Regions from separate parts of the Mus musculus genome. Here region 1 is linked to region 2. Evidence: chromatin contacts called from ENCODE Hi-C or POLR2A ChIA-PET data. All regions are on one chromosome and are shown on one strand. Each heading gives the region's core, a stretch centred on a gene start or an enhancer-like site at or near the end of the contact. The rest is flanking DNA. Distances are from core to core; before and after follow the strand shown.

Evidence for each region. Hi-C counts contacts between places; a loop is a spot of excess contacts on that map. ChIA-PET counts read pairs that join two places held with the same protein, here RNA polymerase II (POLR2A).
Region 1: a loop to region 2 is called in a map of heart, with 3 times the contacts of the local background. The contact joins the promoter of Leng1 here to the promoter of Leng9 in region 2. A Hi-C loop is called at or near these places in 1 of 37 maps with a recorded cell type or tissue (heart). POLR2A ChIA-PET finds 5 or more read pairs at or near these places in 2 of 5 experiments (both embryonic stem cell).

The regions. Positions count from the first base shown.
Region 1 is chr7:3,662,317-3,667,705 of GRCm38, forward strand. It overlaps Leng1 (leukocyte receptor cluster (LRC) member 1), which reads right to left and starts at 3,524. Exons shown (of 4, transcript NM_027203.3): 1 at 3,000-3,524; 2 at 1,366-1,545; 3 at 455-708. The coding sequence starts at 3,131. Tmc4 (transmembrane channel-like gene family 4) reads right to left here. Exons shown (of 15, transcript NM_181820.2): 11 at 5,125-5,308; 12 at 4,732-4,862; 13 at 4,503-4,658; 14 at 3,786-3,864; 15 at 3,438-3,692. The coding sequence ends at 3,624.
Region 2 is chr7:4,146,781-4,152,006 of GRCm38, forward strand. Leng9 (leukocyte receptor cluster (LRC) member 9) reads right to left here and starts at 3,092. Exons shown (of 1, transcript NM_175529.3): 1 at 1,403-3,092. The coding sequence starts at 2,895. The coding sequence ends at 1,438. Leng8 (leukocyte receptor cluster (LRC) member 8) reads left to right here. Exons shown (of 16, transcript NM_001374609.1): 16 at 161-1,393. The coding sequence ends at 323. It overlaps Cdc42ep5 (CDC42 effector protein (Rho GTPase binding) 5), which reads right to left. Exons shown (of 3, transcript NM_021454.4): 3 at 4,480-5,007. The coding sequence starts at 5,007. The coding sequence ends at 4,555.

The DNA of each region.
Region 1 (5,389 bases), core at 2,274-4,773, 480 kb before region 2:
AGCACTTGTGAAGCCAAGGCCAGCCAGAGCGACATAGTGATGATATCCTGTCCCAAATTAAAAACAACTGAAGGACTGGAGAGCTGGTTCAGTGGTTGAGTCCTAGCAACCTATATGGTTATTCTGAACACCATATTCTGATTGTGAACACAACTGTGTTGAGTTTAAGGGGACCCAATGCCTTGTAGTCTAAAGGTATCATTATGTGGTACACAGACATGTGACAAGACACCCGTGCACATTAAAAAGAAAAATCTCAGGAATACTGTACGCAAGCATCCACACATACCCTTAGCCATAAGAGGAGATGCTGTTCTTACAATCCTAAAGTCTGTTTCCATAGACAACATACTAAGACCACTTCATCCTGCTTGCCCCGCTGAGCCTTTTTGTGGTACCCTGGATGATCTATGACCTATGCTATGATCCTCAAAGTCTCACTCTGTATTCTTACTCTCGGGGTCGTTGTTTCTGAGGCCGTTCCTCTCTGGAAGGACGGCTTTCACTGCTGTGCCTTTTCTTTGCCAGGTGCTTCTGCATCTCTTTCAAGGGATCCAGTCGGTTCTTGATCTTCTCATCTGGGCTTGGGCCTGGAGGGCAGCAGTCCTTTTGCCCTGGGGGGAGCTGGTACCAAGGAGGCTGAGTTTGGGCCTCTGCTGCACTCTGGCCCAAGTAAGTCAGGATACCTAGTGCTTTCTCTTGTCTCTCCTGCAGAGGCAAGAAAACAAAATAGTCTTTTCAGTCCCTCTGGGAGCCCTAGATGTGGCAATAGAAAAACCCAGGGCTCAAATTTCTGGAGACGGGGACTGGTAGACAGTCATTTAACAAGGGAGATCAGAAGACCATTCAGGAAGCACCAGGGGCTTATCTGCAGGAGGAGGAAGAAAGAGAGGCTGCGGCCTGTGCAGTAGTGAAGATGGGAGAAGCTTTGGGAACAGTTTAAGGAAAAACCTGCAGAAAAGCAAAGTGGAGGAGTGATTTTTCAGTGGGAGATAGCACCTTCAAAGTTCGACGAGAGAGAGGAGAGCCACAGTACAAGTCAGTTTGAAAAGCACAAATGCTGTCTGGAGATGAGTGCCTATGATCCCAACACTTGGCTCAGGAGGCCAAGGCAGGGGGATTGAGAATTGGAAAGCACCCCTGGTCTGTGTAGTTGTGACCTCATCTCAAAAATAAAATAGCTTAAGACTTTTTTTAGTCCCATGGGAAAAGGTTAGCCAGTTTAAGTGCTGTACAGCAGTAACCAACTTACAGGTAATATCTCTCAGTCATATTCTAAAAATTTTAGAGTGCTTATCACCATATCCTAACAGTCACAGCCAGTCCCCACCCCCATGATTCCACCAAAAAATGAGGCCAACTTACCTTTTCCCGTCGCTTCTCTTCCTCATGCTCTTTATTGCCTCTGGGAACTCCTTTCCTTTCTTCCAGCAGCTCCCTAAACAGGTCCACAGGGCCAGAACTTGGAGCTCCTGGGTCTGCTGCTTCCAGCTCAGGCACTGAGTTTCGTTGCCTGGCTTTCTTCCGTAGGAATTCCGTACGGGCCTATGAAGGGTTATAGGGAAGACATTCAGAACCCAGAAGTGCTGAGGATACAAGAATGGTCCATGGGCAGGGAGGGCAGTGGTAGCACACACCTTTGAACCTAGCATTCAGGAGACAGAGGCACATGGATCTCTGAATTCAAGGCCAGCATGGTCTACAGAGTGAGTTAGTTCCAGGACTACACAGAAAAATCCTGTCTTGAAAAGAGGGGGTGGGGGTGGGGCAAATATTGAGAGCAAGAAGAGATACCATTTCTAACTTGGAGTGGAGAATCGATGTTTTTAGACAGTAAACTGGGCTATCAGAGATAGTTCAGAGAAGATCCCTGACCTAAAACAGAAGGCTTCCCAGTCTCAAGTGATGCAAGGAAAACCCACTCAGGTATAGGTATAGGTGGCTTGTTCAGCCATAGAGCCCCTGCCTTGTGTGTAGTTCCAAATTCAGTCCCCAACACAAGTATGTATATACTCCCAAACTTGTAAGGTAATCAAATATTGCTTTCTGGACAAAGGATCTAAATCCAAGGTATGGCTCCAGGTCACCACTCCAAGTACAACCTGACCCCAGATAGGGATGGTCTCTGATTCACAATTCTCCCCTTTCTGCAGCCTTAGTATCTGGGATTAATTACAAGCGTCACCTTTTTGTTTGTTTGTTTTGTTTTGTTTTGTTTTTTAAGACAGGGTTTTTCTGTGTAGCCCTGGCTGTCCTGGAACTCACTTTGTAGACCAGGCTGGCCTCAGAAATCCACCTGCCTCTGCCTCCCAGGTGCTGGGATCAAAGGCGTGCGCCACCGCCACTACCCGGCTTTTTTTTTTTTTTTTAAGCCCACACTAATTCATGATCAGATTGGCCAAGGGACTTAAGTGTAAACCAAACTAATCGAGTAACTTAGAGTCTGTGATGTGTGTGTGGTCTTCAATACTAGCGTTCAAGTGGAACAGGCAAGCTGAGTTCAAGACCAGCCTGGTCTACGTAGCCAGTTCCATAACAGCCACGGCTACACAGACCCTGTTCCAAATAAAACCTCCAGATGCTCTTTTCTTGGCAAGCAATGAGGGAGGGAGAAAAGACATGCCCAACGAAGTGGACCCCGGCTTGTCCGCCCTTTGCCCTCCTTGCTGAAGCCGTTGTACTCAGAGCAAGGTGACCGCACCCCTCCAAGTTGTTCTAAGAGGGAATTTCTCAAAGCAAGCGCTCAGAAGGAAGGGAGCATACACAGAGTGGGTGATCAGTAATTAACTTGTGCGGGCAACCTATAAAGTAATCAGAATATTTGTCCAACTCTTCCAGTATGCTAGTCTCTGGTCCCTCAACACCAGTGGGGAAATCTAGGAAGGTTTCTTGGAAGTTAGCACAGGATTTTCAGAGAAACATCGTCGAACACACAGACCCGCTCCCGGCACCGAGTGATAGCTAGGCCCGCCGCGCTTCTGGGCGGTCCCCAGGCTTACCTCTTGCTGGGCGAGCAGCACCCTCCGCTCCCGCTCCTTCTCCTCCTCCCGGGCCTGGGCCTCGTCGCGCCGCACGCGGGCAACATTGTCCTTGTTCCGGACGTGCCAGCTCTTCTTCGGCAAGATATTCATGGCTCCAGTGCCGACCTCGGACTGTCAGGCCCACTCTTCAGCACTTCCGATTGGCTCGAGGATGCTCCCGCCCCATGGTTCCACCCTTGCTCGTGCATTGGTTCTGGGCCAATTGTCACGTCCCATCCTAGCCTTGTTTAGAGATTATTGGCTGAGAGCCTTCCATCTCAGCCAATCCTAAGCATTTGTAACCTGAGTTGCTCCACCCCCGGACGCTGCTTGATGAGGCTGTTGCCTGTCTATTCCTTTAAGCAGACATAACCTAGCTCTTCAGGCCGATTTGGACCTGGCCCCTCCCCAAACCCCGTCCGAGGCTTCAGAACGGGGTTTCAAAACGCAAAGCGGCCTTGACTGTTGTTTATTAATACGGTTCAATTGAGAGTGTAGCATTCGGGTGGCAGAGGGCGGGGAATTTGGTTCCAGAGATGAAAGAGTCCCATCACTTGATATGAAGTCACTGAAGCTGAGGGGCTGAAGGTTCAGCCAGACTTATCAGGAAGTTCCATTCCTTGAGCTCAGAGCCACAGCTCGCTGGGCCAGGAAGACTTTATTCTGCACTTCCTGCGGGCAAAAAGGAGCGAAAGTGAAGCACACCTTTTCATTCTTCTTTCATAGTCTCATAGAGCCCTTTCCGGGGAAATCAGCCTGGCTCACCGTCTCTATCTGGCGTTTGAGCTCAGAGATGAGGCGTCCGTAACAGTTAGCCAGGGCTACGGTATACATCATCAGGATGCTATGGAAGACAGGAATGAAAATCACTCTAGAAAAACAATCATCTTCATCATATGGCTCCTTAGAAACCAGGCTGGAGAGATGGCTCGTAACCGGAGCACTGGCTGCACTTCCAAAGGACCGGGGTTCAATTCCCAGCCCCACATGGCAGCTTACAATTGTAACTCAAGTTCGTTACTTCACACAGACAGTCACACTGTCCAAATACCAACACACATAAAAATTAAATGAATAAGTAAATTAAAGAAACCAATATCAGGATCCTCAAATCCCTTAAAACCCTTTTTGAGACTCTGAACACAAGTCTTTATCCTCTCTCTTTAGACCCAAAAGTTCAGACCCTTTAACCAGAGGTTAAACTAGAGGTTCAGGCTCCATACCTCCTCCCCCTTCATCAAATCGATAAATCCACACCCTAGCCCTCCTTTCCTCAGACCAGGAATCCAAACCCAGATGTCTTTTCTTAGACCCTAAGCATTCACACTCCGACTCTCCTGCTCTTGATTTATAGGCATCCCGGCCAGCCCCACGTCTCTGTTGTATATAGGCACCCAGCCCACCTCTCTAGCACTCAGGTGCCCAGAAACTCCTTTCTCTTTCAAACACTAAATTACACACATTCAAAGTCTGACTGCTCACCTAGAGAGGATCAGAAGAGGTACAGTAAAAGCTTGGGTTCCCAGAAAGTAGAGAAAATTCTGGGCAGTCTGAGGGAGGCTCTCAATGGCCTCAGGGATCTGGGCCCAAATGGACAGCTTCCCGCGGAACGGGCCACACAGTTTCGAAGGTGGGATCCTGTAGGGGGAGACACACTGGATTCAGTCAAGTCGAGCTAGAGTGAGAACAAACAGAAGTCTCTCGTACTTACAGGAAGATACTGTAAAGCACGGGAACTGCAGAGATCGCCAGACCCACAAGGAGAACCAGGGGGAAAAAGAAGTTTGCCGTGGATGCTCGGAAGGTGCGGGAAGCCGGTGAGTAGATGGAGAAGAGGGTTATCTGGTAGGGAGAGGCGAGGAAATGGAGGTGTAAGACTCAAGAGTCAATCCTTTGCTTTTCCCTGTTTCTTATCTTGGAGCTTTGGCCTCCTTTGGGGGCTGGGACCAGATCTCTGAGCCAATAGGACTCTGACTTCCAGCTCCCTCCTCCCATCCTCAGGGCATAGTAATCAGGGCCCTGATAACCGTCCTCCTTTCTCTAGCCCAGGACTACAGCCTCCAACACCTGTCAGCTCAGACCCTAGGCTACTCCTCAGACTCACCTTCTTCAGGCAGAACAGTATGAGGAACTTAGCAGTGTTGATCAAAGGCAGTAAAGGGCAGAAGAAGCTTCCCACCCAGACCACGGTCTGCGCATAGATGAGCCCCAGCACCTCATCTGGCACCTGGAACTCCAGGGTTCCCGACAGACGACCCAGTGCCCCAGGACAGAGGCCACAGAGTATCCTGAAGGGCAGAGTGGGACAGTCATAGGCTGCCTTTTGGCTTTCCTAACTCTACCACCCAGCCCATTCCTTGATTTTATGT
Region 2 (5,226 bases), core at 1,842-4,341:
GCCCCCCCAAGCCCCTGAAAATGGGGAGGTCGGGAGGGGCTGCAGAAGCCAGCAGGTTCCTTGCTGAGGAAAATACAAGCCCAGATGGGGAGCATTGCTCCTTGTTCTTGGGCCCTCCCTTGTCTGTTTGCCTCATCATTTTCTCCTCTTGTCTCCATAGCTTCCGCCCTGCGCTGCCCGTCTCCTACCTGCAGGCCGAGTTGGCCTTCGAGGGCGAGGCCGCCTGCCGGGCCTTCCTAGAGCCCTTGGGCCTGTCCTACACGGGCCCGGACAACTCCAGCGTGGACTGCCGCCTCAGCCTGGCGCAGCTGCCAGCCTTCTAAGCACCCATCGAGCACGGGCGGGAGCAGGGCTGTGGCCCAGCGCCGCCTTTTCACATTTTTTGAGCCATGGACATGGGTTGTAAAAATTTGTGGGGAGTAGGCTCCAGGAAGAGCCAGCATCCCTGCCCCCGTTTCCCACCGGGGACCTGTACAGAGATTTTTTTCTACATTTTTATTTTTTGTCTCAGAGGGGATAATTGGGAGTGTATAGTGGAGCAGGGTGGGGCGGGGCTACAGGTTCTGTGTGCACCTGTCACCTCCACTAACGCTGTCTCAGTGTTTTCTCTCTCTCTCTCGAGCTCGTAGTCCAGCGCCTGACTCTGCGTCGGCCCATCCCACGCTGGGGCCAGCAGAAAGAAGACAGGCTGTCCAGGCCGCACCCGCTGCAGTGGGGCACCAGCCGGCCACACCCATTGCCTCGGCTGCCTCTTCATAGACTCTTGCTGCCCAGCCGTTGGGGCCTCAGTGTTTGGGGTGAGGGAAGCCACTTAAAGACTATGCCCCACCTTCAGCTCCTCACCCCAGAAACTCCAGCCAGCACCACCGACACAACCAGACCAGCGCCACACCGCACTGAGGACTCCAAGGCCTTCGCGGGACCATGCCGGCCGGGCTGCCTCGTCTTACTCAAGTTGTATTAAGTTGTCTCCGTGTCCCTTCCTCCCTCTGCCCCAATGTTTCTTCTGATTTTTTTTTTTTCTTTCCCTCCTGCCTCTTCCCTTCCCACTCCCTGGTTCAACACAGGTAAAATGGTTACCCTCCCTTCTTTCCTCCCCTCTGCCTTCATGGATCACCAACTCACGTCATGTTTCCTTCTCTTTTCTCTGTGTGTGTGTTTATTTAAGTTACTTTTCTTCCTTCTCCCCTTTTCTTTTTACCCCTCCCCCTTCTGCCATGTAACTGGAGGATGTGCTATGAGGTTGCAAACAGCTGGACTGTCAGGCTGCTTTTTCCCAGATGCCTCCCTGCCTCCCTCCCTCCCTCTCCCCTCCCTTCCTTCATTCTCCTTGAGCATTGAGTACAGTACATTTTGGAAGCTTGAAACCAAAATTAAAGAGAGAGAGCGAGAACCTGTTTCTGCTTGGCCTGTTTTATCCGAAATATGAAACCTCGGTCATTTCAGGGAAATTTCTACCAAGGGAAGATAGCTATGCCCTGCTCTACCCATGCGGCAAAGCCAGAGTTTACTTAGGGGCTGCCTTCCTAGCTCCTGGTTCAGGGTGTACTCAGGCTTAGGGAGGCAGACCTGGGTTCCATGTGGTACCTTAGCCAGGGTGAGGTGCGGTTGTAGTTCTGGCAGCAGCACCACTCTAAGCCCTTCGGCCTCTAGCCTCTGATTCAGTGTTTGGGCCATACCTGTCAGTGTGGGGGAGGGTGTGGCACAGAGCACATGATGGCCCAGAAGAACCAAGTCCCTGAACTGTAGCTGGGAGGGTGCCTGAAGCCCTGGTTTCAAGATGGCTCTCCGAAGAGCTCTAGCTGCTGCAGCCTCCTCCCCAGGGCCTGTCAGCCTTAGCAAGACCACTGTCAAGTGCAGGGCCTGTGCTGGTACCAGGAACTCAGCACAAGAAGGGGCAATCCGGACCAGATGCTCTTGGGCCTTGACCACCTCAGCCCTAAGCCCAGACTCTGTCACCATCAGTGCCACAAAATGTGTGGGCCGGGGCTGGCGAGGGGCCCTTCTGTCGTCAGGCCAAACACCTGGATCCCACACATTTCCCATCTCTTCAGCAGAAAGCCCTTTCGTTTCCATGCCCTGCGCCTGCCACTGTGGAAGCAATGTAGCTCTGGGCTCCTCTACTGAGCTGATCTTCACTCCTGAGAAGTTCATGCTTGGGTCTGGCATTTCTAACTCAGTGGTCCCATTCAGCCCGGTCTCTTTGGTTGGCCCATCCACTTCAGGTGTCTCCAGGCTGGAATCAAGCCCAGTTCTGGTCTCTTTGATTGCCCCACCCTCTTCGTGTGTCTCCAGGCCCGAATCAAGACCTGTTCCGGTCGGGTTTCCACCCGCCTCTGCAAGGGCATCCTGGGTATCCAGACCCTCTAAACCCACCCCTGTTTTCTCTGTGTCGGGAATTTCTGCCGTGACCTCTGTCCAATGCTCGTCCCCGCCGTCCAGCGCATCAAGGATAGTGGGTCCCCGACCAGCCACAGAGCCCGATCCAAAAATGAGGTCAGTACGGGAGGCACGGTCCCATACCAGGCGGCCGCGGAAGCGGAAGTAGCGTATGCGGTGCTGCGGCACTGCCAACACGCCAGGTCCGAGCGCTGCCAGCGGCTCGTCCCAGCAGAAGGCGCAGAATGGCTCTTCCTGCACTCCCAGGAAGCGGTCGGTGTAGCCCACCGAAAAGTCAGCAGGGTCCAGGCGCGGGTCCCAGCGGATGCGTCGGATGACGTCAGCAGCAGTACGCAGAGCCGGCTTCTTGGACCCAGCCTCCGGTTGCGTAACCACCGGGGACGGCGCCGGGGCCCCGGGATGTGGCTGACGGCAGCGCGCACCGAAGCGACAGCGGCCCTCTAGGAAGAAGCGGCAGACCGCGGGGGCCTCAGAGGAATCGGCCGAGGCCTCCATGGGCCTTCACGCACTAAGCGGTCTCTGTCTGCAGCGTTGATCTCCAACTGTGACGCCAGGAACCCCTCCCGCCTCAGGTGGAAGGAGGCCAAAGGACCAGGCAGGGCGTCAGAATGTAACACGGGCTCTGGAGCTCTAATTTCAAGTCCAGTTTATTTACGCGTACCGGGTTTGTAAGCCACTGGGAACCCCCTCTTGCCCCGCCTGAAATGATTTACATATGTCCAGCCCCTCAGGGAGTCTTAAAGAGCCTGGCCCCGCCCAACCAGCCAATTTATGTGTGCGTCAAGCTTCTCTCTGGACATCCAGGGAGTCACGTCTTATTCCATACAACTTCTCCCTTTGGGGACTTTAGCGAGACAGTTTAGCAAATACTTGACAAGTGCCCCACCGCTGTCAGGGCCCCAAGAAAGGCTTCTCCGCATCCGATTTACATATACTCCGCAGCCTGGGTGGGGGTAGGGCTTAGACAACCCCTCCGGCCGCCTCCAGATACTTTGCATCTGCTCAGCCTCTCGAGACCTCTAGGGAGCCTGGCAGGGCAGCAACTGATTTACCTGAACACCGCAGCTTCGTTGGGAGGAGAGGAGTGGGACTCAGCGGTCTTGGCCCCGCCCCCAACCGTCTTTAAAGTTTGTAGCCAGCTCCCATGCAATTGATTATCTTACATGCCACACCTCATAACGAATAAAGTGACTCCTGGTTCTGCCTCTGTCAAGTTATTTATAAATGTCTTTCCTGGGAGCCTCACCCCTTTACCTTGGCCTCACTCCACCTGATTGTTTTACACATGCTCCGCCCCTCATTGGTCTTATCCTGGACTCAACCATGGTGAAATGGTTTCTCCTGTGCCTCCTTGTAGAGGTCGGGTTTTACTCCTGTCACCAGCCTAACGTTTGAAATATACGACCCACCCTTTTGGAAACTATAAAAACCCTTACTCTACCTCTGGTTCGGTTAATTTAAATTGGTCTTATCCCTCTAGGGACCTAAGATAGCCCCGTCCCAAAACAAACCCAGAGACTAATTCTAATTGTTCCTCCCCTCTGAAAACCTTTGAGAATTTTGCTTCACCCCCCTCCCGATATAGGTTCGGGCAGTCCTGCACCTCTAGATGTTAAAATATCTGGACGTCTCAGGCTGAACTTTGTGCCCAGATTTGTAACGCAACAGCCTCCCGCAGGGCGACACACAGTTGGTGGGACCTGAAGCCCTTCCCACGGGAACCACACCCTCGTGGCTCCAAAGGCTCGCCAACCGCTTCCCTTTGCAGGGAAGCGCCGCCCAGTCAGAGTGCACCTGGAGGGAAGTGGATGGCCAGGCGACTGTGACTCTTTATGCCAGATAGCAGCTGTCACGGGTGTTGGACTTTATCCAGGTGGTAGTGAGGATCGGTCAAGGTTTGAGGGATGAATAGGACTGTGGTAGAGACTCCGCCTTTGGGGAGGGGCATTACATGAATACGTATTCAAACTCTTAAAGGAGCATCACTGACAACTTGACTTCTAGTTGGTGGCACCCCAACTAGAAGTGGCACCACCCTACTGCTTCTGTACCCTTTCCCGCGTAAAGTGAATAGACAGTCCATGGCACAAACCTCAGCCATTTATGTGTACAAAAGTGGAGTGCTGGGAGGGAGGGGTTGAGGGAATTATGACACTACAGACCGATGACGTCGTCCAGCTGGAGGTCAGCATTTGAGCAGCAGCGGGTCTTGGGGTGCTGCACTCTAGGGTGGGCATCCCCATCGGGCTTGGTGGCTGTTGTCTCGCTGCGCTCCGCGTCCATGACGCCTAACACCGCGTCCAGCATAGAGGGGCCCAGGTCCAGGTGGAAAGACAGCAGCGGGTCCGCAGGTGAAGGCACAGCCACAGGGGGCTGTGGGGCTGCAGGTGGAGCGACAGAATGTGGGGCCACAACCGGTGGGGCTCCAGGCTCGGGAGGCGGACCGCCCCCGTGGCGACTCAGGAATGAGGTGTCCCCGAAGGCGTCGCCACCGCGTCCCACGTGCAATGTGTGCCTGAAGTCTCCGAGGGGTGCTGAGATCGAGAGTGCTCCGCGATCCAGCCGCTTCTTGGGTTGTGCAGGGCCCAGCTGCTTCATTACCGGCATCTGTGGGGACATAGGCATATCAGAGCTGCCTCATCCGGGAGCCCCAACTCTGTATCCCTATCCTACATAGTCAGCCACAGAATGCTCTCATAAAACAGGGCTATGGAAGAACTATTATTCCCAGTTAACAAATGAGGAAGCAGACTGGGAGGTTCTCAAGGTCCCTCCTGCTGAACTCAGTGACATACTTAGTTTAACACGCCCATAACTGTACCTGAT